3 separate regions of the Mus musculus genome follow, and regions 1 and 2 are each linked to region 3. A link is a contact called in ENCODE POLR2A ChIA-PET data. All regions are on one chromosome and are shown on one strand. Each heading gives the region's core, a stretch centred on a gene start or an enhancer-like site at or near the end of the contact. The rest is flanking DNA. Distances are from core to core; before and after follow the strand shown. Region 1 holds the start of Gnai2 (guanine nucleotide binding protein (G protein), alpha inhibiting 2). Region 2 holds the start of Tmem115 (transmembrane protein 115). Region 3 holds the start of Ifrd2 (interferon-related developmental regulator 2).

Evidence for each region. ChIA-PET counts read pairs that join two places held with the same protein, here RNA polymerase II (POLR2A).
Region 1: POLR2A ChIA-PET joins it to region 3 with 27 read pairs in Patski. The contact joins the promoter of Gnai2 here to the promoter of Ifrd2 in region 3. POLR2A ChIA-PET finds 5 or more read pairs at or near these places in 5 of 5 experiments (Patski and embryonic stem cell).
Region 2: POLR2A ChIA-PET joins it to region 3 with 13 read pairs in embryonic stem cell. The contact joins the promoter of Tmem115 here to the promoter of Ifrd2 in region 3. POLR2A ChIA-PET finds 5 or more read pairs at or near these places in 4 of 5 experiments (Patski and embryonic stem cell).

The regions. Positions count from the first base shown.
Region 1 is chr9:107,633,193-107,636,939 of GRCm38, forward strand. Gnai2 (guanine nucleotide binding protein (G protein), alpha inhibiting 2) reads right to left here and starts at 2,151. Exons shown (of 9, transcript NM_008138.5): 1 at 1,908-2,151. The coding sequence starts at 2,025.
Region 2 is chr9:107,532,022-107,535,922 of GRCm38, forward strand. Tmem115 (transmembrane protein 115) reads left to right here and starts at 1,924. Exons shown (of 2, transcript NM_019704.2): 1 at 1,924-3,308. The coding sequence starts at 2,458.
Region 3 is chr9:107,585,858-107,589,469 of GRCm38, forward strand. Ifrd2 (interferon-related developmental regulator 2) reads left to right here and starts at 1,861. Exons shown (of 12, transcript NM_025903.2): 1 at 1,861-2,089. The coding sequence starts at 2,032. Hyal3 (hyaluronoglucosaminidase 3) reads left to right here. Exons shown (of 4, transcript NM_178020.3): 3 at 525-614; 4 at 718-1,502. The coding sequence ends at 969.

The DNA.
Region 1 (3,747 bases), core at 901-3,400, 48 kb after region 3:
CTGTGCAGCCCCCTTCCCCCTGCTCTCTGGTCCAGATCCACATCTCCTTGGCCACCACAATAACTGCCAATAAACCTGGGAGGGGTTGGTAAGGGGCTCCGGGCTGGGCACTGGGAGGTAGCGGTCCCGGAAGTGCCCTCCCTAGGCCCAGCAGCAACGGACATTCCGCCGCTGCCGCTGCCGCCGCCGCGTCGACACCCACTCACTGCTCGCCGCACTCGCAGCAGAGACAGGAAGAGGCAAGCGCCCAACGCAAAGCAGCCCAGGAGGCTGGGCCGCCGCCCCTTCCCGCCCCTTCTCTTCCTCCCCGCGGCAGCAGTGGAGCGGATGCCATTTTGAAACCTCCGGGGCTGTGCCCCCAGGCCGGGTCCGCCGGGACAGTCAACAGATGGATCCATAAAGACGTACATGTTTCTCGGCCACAGGCCTGGCCAAAAAATAAAAAATAAAAAAAGCCAGGCTTTTCACAGCATGCAGGCCCCCAAGGCGGCCCTGGGGCTGAGGGGCCACACCCCCCCACATACTATCCAGCCGATTACGCTGCTGCGCGGCTTCTGCTGCTGCTAGGGCCTTGCTCCCCACAATCCAGAGGAACTGGTCTTCTCAAGTCAGGCTTCCACAGGGAGCCACTCTGACGACCGGTGTGGGTCTGGACACAAGCATCAGGCCCACTGCCTCTGCCAAAGCCTAGCTGGGATGCTTGAGCGCACACGGGGCTACAGGCAGCAGACTCCTTACCAGCCCCTCATTCAGCTTGCCCACCACCCCCACATCACAGTATTCCTCTGGGGAACCAACAGGTCTACTCAGTATCCTAGGCCATATCCCTGGCGTTCCAGCCCCGAGTGTGAGAAGCCCAGCAGCCGTCAGCAGATCTCTCCAGGCCGGCACACAGGGGCAGCAATATGTCGGTTGGTTCACTACTTCCACTTCCCCCCCATCCCAGCAGCCACCATCTTCCTTGGCCTTGGAAGTGACAACAACCCTAACTCCTCCATGTTCCCTCCTATTGCCCAGACTCCCCTGGCCCTGGCCCAGACAAGCCTTGGATCCCAGGGAATGGAACTTCCCGCAAATGCTAGAGGCCTGGCCCCTGTTTCCCAGTGTGACTCTCAGAGTCAGACCAACCTCTTGCAAAGGGTCTGCCCAGCTCAGCCTAGGCCCACCCCAGCCCCTGGTGCCCCTCCTCCTATCAACAAGGCCCACCTGGGGCAGGAGGGCGCAGAAGCAAGGGAACGGCAGAGTGTGAGAAAAGCCTTAAAAGAGGGGCAGATGATTTGGGGGTTGATACCTGCAGAGAGAGGGAGGGAGAGAGACAGAGAGAGAGAGAGAGACACACACACACAGAGAGAAAGAGAGATCTGGTGACCTGGAACAGAGGCCCTGCGGGGAATCCTGCTACAGAGAACTTGAGAGTAGTCAGTTTCCCTCTTAAAGAGGTTCTTGAAGGGTCAGAGTGCAAAGAGGGAGAATACAGATCCCAGAGTAAGGAAAAGAGGGAGTGGGTCGAGGCTTGACCAGGGTCCCAAGGAATGCTCGTGCCAAGAGAAATAGAACAGGTGGGGCTTGAAGGTGGGAGCCGGCAGGGTGCTGAGGGTTTAAGAAAAGCCTGAGAAAGTGCGGAAATACACGGCAGGGTCTGAGTTCTCTTGAGACTGGATAACAAGGGGGGGGGGAGATAGTCATACAAGGTTTGGTGTGTGGGATCTGGGATGAGTTGAGGGTCTGAATGAAGTCTGGACTAGGATTATAAATCTAGACCAATCCAGAGTTTCGGATCTTAAAAGGGTGGCTCCTACTGGTTTCAAGCGCAGGTGTAGGGTGCAAGGCCAGGCTGAGCAGTTTCAGGTCCTTGTCTGGGGATTAGCGTAGAGAGTCAAGGGTCCCAGAACGGGGCGCTGCCTCACCTAACAGAAGCAACTTCACCTCCCGCGCCGCCTTCTCGCCGTCCTCCCGCAGGTTCTTGTCGATCATTTTAGAGCGCTCGGCTGCCGCCTTGTCCTCGGCGCTCACGGTGCAGCCCATCCTGCCGTCCGCCGGCCCGGCCTGGCCCCCACACGGCCCACGGCCCGGCTCGGCCCCGCCCGACCCACTCCGCTCCCACCGCCGGCCCTCTGCGGGAAGCTCTCAGGTCCGCAGTTCCGAGCGACTGCGGGAGGCGCCTTCCCGGCCGCCGCGCACCGACGGCGGGGCGGGCCAGGGGTGGGGCCCGGGCGAACCAAGCCCGCGACTGGGCCGGGGCGGGTCTGGAGGAGGGGCCGAAGGAAATTTAGGGATGGTGATTGGTTGGAGGGCGGAGCCAAGGGAGAAGTTAGGCTCAGTCCAGCCTTAGGCGCAAGCTGAGAGCGGGGCCGCAACGAGGGAAGACACCAAGGGTAGAGCTAACACAGGCTTAGGCCTCTGGGCGGGCTGCAGGAGGAGCTAGTCTCCGATTGGATGCTGAGAGCCTGAGGCTCTGTTTCTGGACTGTAGGACTAGTTGATCTAGTAGCCCAAGGGTCAGGACTACCTGCCCTCGCCACAGGCCAAATAGAAACCAGGACTCTGAGCATTTGTGAATTATGAGAGTAAGATGGAGGAGGTGTGTCTTCTTCACTTGCTAAAACTGAGCCTATAAACTTATTTGGAGATCTACTAAACTCTGCGGAGGGTCACATGATCTCTTTCTGGACCTCGATTTTCTTTAAAGCAGCGCCCCCTCCTCTTCTGTGTAGGTTGCACCACATTAAAAACAAAAAGAGTTCACTGCCGCCTTTACACCTTTGAGTGGACTATCTTCTGTCATCTAAACGTCGTCCTTTTGCCTGATAGGTTGGGAACCTTTCTCCTGCAGGCAGCAATCCGGGGCTTCAACCAGAGACCAATGAGACTGGACTCTAGGAGAGATAGACAAGAGAGAGTTGTCATTGGACTTAAGGAAACAAACGTTGCCATGATCCTATAATCTGTTCCTTCCATCCTCTGTCAGCTTCTAGAGGCTTCTTCAGTTCCATGTCTCTTCTGGGTAGTGGCTGTGATCCTGTGGCTGTGCAAAGGTGGAAGTGGAGCTATTTCCAATCTTTGTGATCTGCTTTTTAAGAGGGGCCTATGACCCACCAACTTTGATTGGACGATTGAAGTGTGCAAGGTGTTCTGAGTGGCCCCAGACTAAAGCCAGAGAAGGACACTGCCATTAAGAGTTGGTCACAGGGCTGGAGAGATGACTCAGCGGTTAAGAGTGCCGACTGCTCTTCTGGAGATCCTGAGTTCAAATCCCAGTACCCACATGGTGGCTCACAACCATCCTTAATGAGATCTGACACCTTCTTCTGGTGTGTCTGAAGACAGCTACAGTGTACTTACATGTAATAATAAATAAATGGGGGGCGGGAGGGATGGCTCAGCGGTTAAGAGCATTGACTGCTCTTCCGCAGGTCCCGAGTTCAAATCCCAGCAACCACATGGTGGCTCACAACCATCTATAATGAGATCTGAGACCCTCTTCTGGGGTGTCTGAAGACAGCTACAGTGTACTTACATATAATAATAAATAAATGTTTAAAAAAAAAAGAGTTGGACACAGCCTCCTGTGAGAACAGCACTACCTGGACAAAGCGCGTGTTCCAGCTTCTACCCTCCAACTTGCTGGCTTGCTCTGGAGTGTCCGTGTGTCTCAATCATCAGAATGTCTTCCCTGTGGAGGTGTCATTAGCCTGTAATCATCCAGTGGTTCCCTCGGGGAACCTACCTGAAGCCTAAGCGGGCCCTG
Region 2 (3,901 bases), core at 674-3,173, 54 kb before region 3:
GCCCATGGTTATTACTGACAGTGTCATTATAATTTGTGCTATTACTGTACTCTGAATAAATTTATTCTTGCTTCTATAGGAACAAATGAGTTGTTTTAGTTTTGTTTTGTTTTGTTTTGTTTTGTTTTGTTTTGGGGTGTGTGTGTGTGTGTGTGTGTGTAATATGGCATGGGATGTCCCTCTCCTGAAAATTGTTTATTCAAAAATCAAATCTGATTAAGTATTTGACTCTATTTTGTTTTGGGTTTTGGTTTTTAGTTTGGGTTTTGTTTTAGGGAGTTTTTTGTATAGCCTTTGCTGTCCTAGAGCTAACTCTGTAGACCAGGCTGGCCTCCAATTCACAGAGATCAACCTTAAAGGCTTGAACCACCACTGCCCAGTAACTCTGTATTTTGATTTGCTAAGTCAAACTTAGCAAACACTGGTATATGGCATACAGTAGGAACCCTAACCCCAGACAAAAATAAAAGGTGAAAGGTAGTTTTGAACACACAGGCAGTTGTACTGAGATCAATAGCTAAAAGGGGATTTTATAATAAAGTCCCTTGTAATATAATTAATCACATTTAAAAATATGCATATATATGTGTGTATATATATATGTGTGTGTATATATATATATATATATATATAACAAAAATCTCAGGGTTGGGGAGATGACTCCATAGTTAATAATGCCTGATGCTCTTACAGAGAACCTGTACCCCAGCACCCACATCTGGTGGCTCAGAAATCCAGCTTCCGACATGCTGTGGCCTCTGTGGTGGCTTGCACACTTAACGGCATATACACACAAAGACACACATACATGTAAATAAAATAACTTTTTTGGGGGTGGGGGAGGGTCGAGACAGGGTTTCTCTGTATAGCCCTGGCTGTCCTAAAACTCACTTTGTAGACCAGGCTGGCCTCGAACTCAGAAATCCACCTGCCTCTTCCTCCCGAGTGCTGGGATTAAAGGTGTGTGCCACCACGCCCGGCTATAAAATAACTTTTAAATACATCTCAAACACCCTGTTGACAGCCACTATAGCATAAAGTTGAGCCTAGACCAACTTGGCACTTATAGAGAGACTTAAATATATTTTTTCTTTAATGTTCATTGGTGTTTTGCCTGCATGTGTGTCTGTGTAAGGGTGTCAGAAACCCTGGAACTGGAGTTACAGTTATGAGCTGCCATGTGGTTGCTGGGAATTGAACCCAGGTCCTCTAGAAGAGCAGTCAGTGCTCTTAACCGCTAATCCATCGCTCCAGCTCAAGGGAGATTTCTCTGTCCAGTGGAATCAAGTGGGAAAAGAGTCGCTGAAGTAGCACAGCCTTGACCCTTATTCCCCCTTAGGTGGAAAGTTCATGTACAATTACAAGTACAATTCGCTGGAACAAGGACAATGTGAACGAACACCCAATACAACAATGGCAAGTCGTTTACACAGTTGCCTTCTTTGATCGTTAAGATAGGAAGAGCCTGCCATCATCATCATTTTTAAGGCTCCTGAAATTGCAGCGGGGAACTTGGTCAATAACACAGTGACTACAAATGACTGAACAAGCCCATCTTAGGCTTCACTTGCCAGACGACAGTTTCTGGTTAGTTCACACACGTTGGTACAACTCATCAGAACCGTTCACATTCTTATGTACCTGCTTACAAAGACACTGCTGTACCTGTACAAATCCTAAATAGAGCCAATCTCCTCCAAAGAATTGAGCAAGTGTGTGTGGCCCAAGGCGGTGCTACCTCTTGAACCCGCCCACTTAACACCTCCCTTTACTGCATCAGGAATACTGATCTCAACTTCCATAACTCCTAAGAACTGGAGGAGTAAGCACTGAAAACTACAACTCCCAAGCTCCCTAGCCCGTACACTCTACGGGACCGGTCGGCGCACAGCTTCTGGGACTTGTGGTTCTATGAAGAAACCGGTCGGCTAGGTCCCAAGGACTCCGTATCCCAGCATGCCGAGAAGCCGGAAGGCAAGCGCTCAGAGGGCGTACTGCCGCGGCCGCCGGCGGGGGCGCGCAGGCGCGGCGCCCCTGTTTGTCGGCCCCGGAGAGGGGAGGAGGTACCGTCAAGCCAAAACCCTAGCCCAGCCGGAGCTAAACGGGCTTGACTTGGGCCGGAACGAGGCACCAGTTCCCCGCAGATCGCAGAGTCTCAGAGTGGATGGAGGAAGCCTAGCCTTGAGATTAACGCTAGCCTGGCCGCTGGGCCGACGGAACCCGCAGGCAGGCGAGCCCAAGCTACCCAGGGCCTAACGACAGGTCCCCGGCAAGAAGACTTTCTCCTCGCTTTGGAACTACAACCGGATCAAACCGGAACCAGAGCCTTCCCACGGAACAGAAGCCAGTGAAGTAGCCGGGCCCGGGCCTCCCGTCGGGGCCGAACTGGGACGAGGCCCCGGGGAGGCCCCTAGGCCACCTTCCACACATTCCCTTAAGCCAACGTCCGCCAGGAAGATGCAACGCGCCCTACCTGGTGCCCGCCAACATCTGGGGGCCATCCTGGCCAGCGCCAGCGTGGTGGTGAAGGCACTGTGCGCCGTGGTACTGTTTCTCTACCTGCTTTCCTTCGCTGTGGACACGGGCTGCCTGGCCGTCACCCCAGGCTACCTTTTCCCACCCAACTTCTGGATCTGGACCCTGGCCACCCACGGGCTCATGGAACAGCACGTGTGGGACGTGGCCATTAGCCTGGCCACAGTGGTTGTGGCCGGGCGATTACTGGAGCCCCTCTGGGGAGCCTTGGAGCTGCTCATCTTCTTCTCGGTGGTGAATGTGTCAGTGGGGCTTCTGGGGGCCCTCGCCTACCTCCTCACCTACATGGCTTCCTTCAACTTGGTTTACCTGTTCACTATTCGTATCCACGGCGCCCTGGGTTTCCTAGGTGGTGTTCTGGTAGCCCTCAAGCAAACTATGGGAGACTGTGTGGTTCTGCGAGTGCCCCAGGTCCGCGTCAGCGTCGTTCCCATGCTGTTGCTGGCGTTGCTGCTACTCCTCCGGTTGGCCACGCTGCTCCAGAGCCCAGCCCTGGCTTCCTACGGCTTTGGGCTGCTATCCAGTTGGGTGTATCTTCGCTTCTATCAGCGCCATAGCCGGGGCCGAGGGGACATGGCTGACCATTTTGCTTTTGCCACCTTCTTCCCGGAGATCCTGCAACCGGTGGTGGGGCTGCTAGCGAACTTGGTGCACGGCCTCCTGGTGAAAGTAAAGATATGCCAGAAGACAGTGAAGCGCTACGATGTGGGAGCGCCGTCGTCCATCACTATCAGCCTCCCAGGCACAGACCCTCAAGATGCGGAGCGCAGAAGGTACTGGGAACTTCTCTAAAATCTTGGTAGCTAGACTGTTGGTGTGGCCACATAACCAGCCATTGAGATGTTTGCTCTATATAGGCTGGAGAGCTACAGGCAGGTGTTGGGAGCGGCTTCAGAAAAGGGATTCAGGTCTTGGCCTCGAGGGAACTGAATGTGTAGGTTTCTGGACTCTGTGTACCTCACAACTCGGACCACTAAACCTGGCTACAGAATGCCCAGTTACCTTTGGTCTTGCCTCAGAATTTCCAAATTCTAAGCACTGGTCCAGTGATAGACAGAAACTGTGGCTCTTTTCTCCTGTGATGGGAAATGGGGAAGGAGGTCTTTGTCCTTAAGTCTTTCCCTTCTTAATGTAGGATGATTGGGGTATTACTAAATTTACCCCAATCACCAACGGAGACAGGTTGTGTGCCTCACTGCGAGAGCCTCCTGACCACACCAGGCAGGTCAGAGACCTCTGCATCACCTGCTCAAGTGCAGCATCAGTAATCTCACTGCATTATTCACTGAACACGTTAGCCAAGGCAGGAGAATGCTCTTTGAATTCAGGTCTTACTTTCTGAGACCTATGGACTCTCTACAGTGTT
Region 3 (3,612 bases), core at 611-3,110:
GAGTTCAAGACCAGCCTGGTCTACAAAGTGAGTTCCAGGACAGCTAGGGATACAGAGAAACCCTGTCTCGGAAAAACCAAAAATAAATAAATAAATTAATTAATTAATTAAAAAAAAAAAAGACCCTATCCTAGTCCAGGCAGTGGTAATGCACACCTTTAATCCCAGTACTGGGGAGGCAGAAGCAGGTGGATCTCTGTGAGTTTGAGGCCATTCTGGTCTACAGAGCAAGTTCCAGGACAGCCAGGGCTACTCAGAGAAACCCTGTCTTGAAAGTCAAAACAACAAAAAGACCCTGTCCTGGACTAGGGAGGTATGGTGATGTACTGGGAGATATCAGTGGTCCCTGGTCTAAGGACTGTTATTCTCTGAATGGAAGTTCTAAGAAATTACTTAGAGGCTCTGTTAAAAGCGCTCTACTCTAGAGGCAGAATCATAGCAGTAAACCAAATGGTGTCGTGGTAAAGTTGGGCCCTGATGGATCTGGCCAGTCAAGCTTGGGCTTAACAGTTCTCTGCCTGCAGGACGACCTGATGCAGACTATTGGAGTGAGTGCCGCACTGGGAACAGCTGGAGTGGTACTCTGGGGGGACCTGAGCTTCTCTAGCTCTGAGGTGAGCGTTGCCCCTCATCGTGCACATGCTGGAGCCCCAAGATAGGGGAGAAGCCATGCCAAGTCATAGAAAAGGAGCTTTGACCTATCTTTTCTCTGTGTAGGAAAAGTGCTGGCGTCTCCATGACTACTTAGTGGGCACTTTAGGCCCCTATGTGATCAATGTGACCAAGGCTGCCATGGCTTGCAGTCACCAGCGATGTCATGGCCATGGTCGATGTGCCCGGAAAGACCCAGGACAAATGGAAGCCTTTCTACATCTGCAGCCAGATGACAGTCTTGGAGCTTGGAATTCCTTCAGATGCCATTGTTATTCGGGTTGGGCTGGCCCTACCTGCCTGGAGCCTAAACCCTGAGCCCAACATAGAGTCAGGAGTCCCTGCCTTTGCTACTTGACCCTGCTGTCATTTTCCCAGTCCTAGAGGAATTCCCCTTTATGCTTTGTTTAGCTTATGGGACTTTCCCAAGTACATATCCCACTTCCACCAATACAACTTCCATAGAAATTCCTGAGGAGCCGGGCATGGTGGCGCACGCCTTTAATCCCAGCACTCGGGAGGCAGAGGCAGGCCGATTTCTGAGTTCGAGGCCAGCCTGATCTACAAAGTGAGTTCCAGGACAGCCAGGGCTATACAGAGAAACCCTGTCTCAGAAAAAAAAAAAAAAAAAAAAAAGAAGCTTCCGGGTCAGTTCCAGGCATTTAAGGTGACTAGCCTAGGACTTTGTTCCTATACCCCAGCGTATCTATAGAGAAGTAAAATCTAGGTTCAGACAACCCCTACATGCCTCCCAACACACATCCCCCCCAAAAAAAATTAAGCTAAGGTCTGTTAAACGCTAAGCTATTATCTGTATTTTTATCCATAAAGTCACTCTTTCATTACTTGAAGTTTGTCCTCACCATTCTATCTAGGGCCAAACCTGGCGCCTCCAAGCAGGTGCTTCGTTATCAGGCCCTGCAGACGCTTCTAGTGAGAAAGGAAACTACTGAGTTAACTATGAACCGCGCGGGCGGGGGTAGGGGAAGGAGGGGCGAAGTGGGTACGCAGGGCATTGTGGGTACATAGTTTAGCTAGAGCGGCGTCGGCTTATGTGTCTCCGGAATGGACTACTACTCCCGTCGTGCACTGCGCACAACTTGGGCGGTGCTAATCTGTGTACGCTGATGCCTGGGGATAGTAGTTTCGGCCGCGTGTATGTGGATCTGAACTTGGTGGCCGGGAACTCACCTTCCCAGCGACCCATTTGACAGGGCGGGGCGCCTCACGAAGATGGTGGCGCGCGCGGCGTGTGGCTCCTGTCGTCCTCGCCAGTCTCAGCTCAGCACACGGGCCAGCGTTTCGCTGGTTTGGAGTCCCCGCCCTCCGGGTCCCTGACCCCGCGCCCCATTCCCGTGTTCCCAATTCTCGGTTCCAGGAATGCCTCGTGCTCGGAAGGGCAATGCGCTCCGCAAGGGCGGTCAGCGCCGTGGAGGAGGTGAGTCCGGGGGCTCCAGTAGACTTGTTCAGTAGTGAGCGGGGGTGTTCCGTGATTCCCCTTCGATGTCATTGAGGGACCTGAGTTGATGAATCTTCCCAGATCAGCCCAGCGTGACCTCCCAGAACTCTGCTAAGGCTCGCACGTGCCCCAGCTGGCATTGGCCACGTGTGCGCCTCACTTGAGCACATTGCCAGCTGTTTTTCGAAATCCCGCGCCGCAACGATGACTTGACCAGCATTAAGGACCTAGGTTTTCCCATCGCTACTGGGGTAGAAAACCACACCAGAAAGAGCGTGAAGCCAACCCTTTTGCCAAATACTAGTAGTGCATTTGGTAGGCTGCACAAGGAAATTAGCAGAGAGACCTTGTCTGTTCTGTAAAACGGGGAAGTGTGATTGGAAAGGTAGAGAATTGGGGCCCTGTCAATTGGACTAGAGACCGGGAGGACATCCAGAGAGACCGAAGCAGCCTGGAGACTTCTTATCAGACTCAACCAGAAGCATGACCTGTTGCATTAAACAAACAACTGCTGAAAAAGAGTGCCTGCCCAGCATATTTTTGACCTGACAGCCACTTTAATGTGGCTTGGGTCTCGGGGCATTTAATAGGGTGGTGACAGTTCCACAAGAACTAGTACTGAAAGCATATACTTACCGAGAGTGGTCTTAGAATTATGGCAGGCCCTGTGAGGGGAGCTTCTGAGACGGTAAAGAATCTGGCGCAAGGGCCCAGCAGCCAAAGGGACCACAATACAGTGCGGCAGATGAGACCGTCCGGGCAGTTTTGACAAGTAGGATAGTAAGAGAAGAGGTGAACAGAAATCAACGTGTGGGCTGAACGTTTTTTTACAAGCAAGTAATGTTAGTGGTCCCTAAGGTGTAAGGACTCCTACTGGGTCAGAACCTGTCCAGGGTGCCTACCATAGTAGCTGCCCTATTTAAGGCCAGTCTTCAGCCCTGGAGAGAGCTCACAGGCCGTCTCTCTGTTCCTGCCCTACTGACACTTTGAGAGTCCCTATGTTTACTTTTTCAGACACCCGGTCAAGAGCTTCTTCTGGTCTTCCAAGGCTCAGAGGCACCATCGTGTCTATACCTAAAGTTGGTGGCCCTGAGTGGACCAAAGGAAGCTCAGAAAACAATATATTTGAAACACAGAGTGCCCAGCACACCCACAGGGACCTGGGCCTCTGCTGCTCCCAGAGTTGGTAGCCTAGTGAGTGCCGTGGCCTGGAGCAGAGCTATTGCCAGTTACATGTCTTTACCTGCTAGACCGAGGGGCGTACTTTGTTGTCCACACCGTAGAGGCTGGGCAACTGGTCAAATTTTACCTCTGCCCTAATGAGGGGCAGGGGGCACTAATGGTATAGCCCAATGGAGAACATAAGACCTAGGCTCGGTTTAAACCCCTGAGTCTGCCTAGTTCTATAACCTGAGCCCTAACCTTTACATTATCTACTTTTGACCATAACCTAAAGTGGGCCAAAGGCCTCCCTGGGACTCATCCCAGTCCCTTCTGCCACT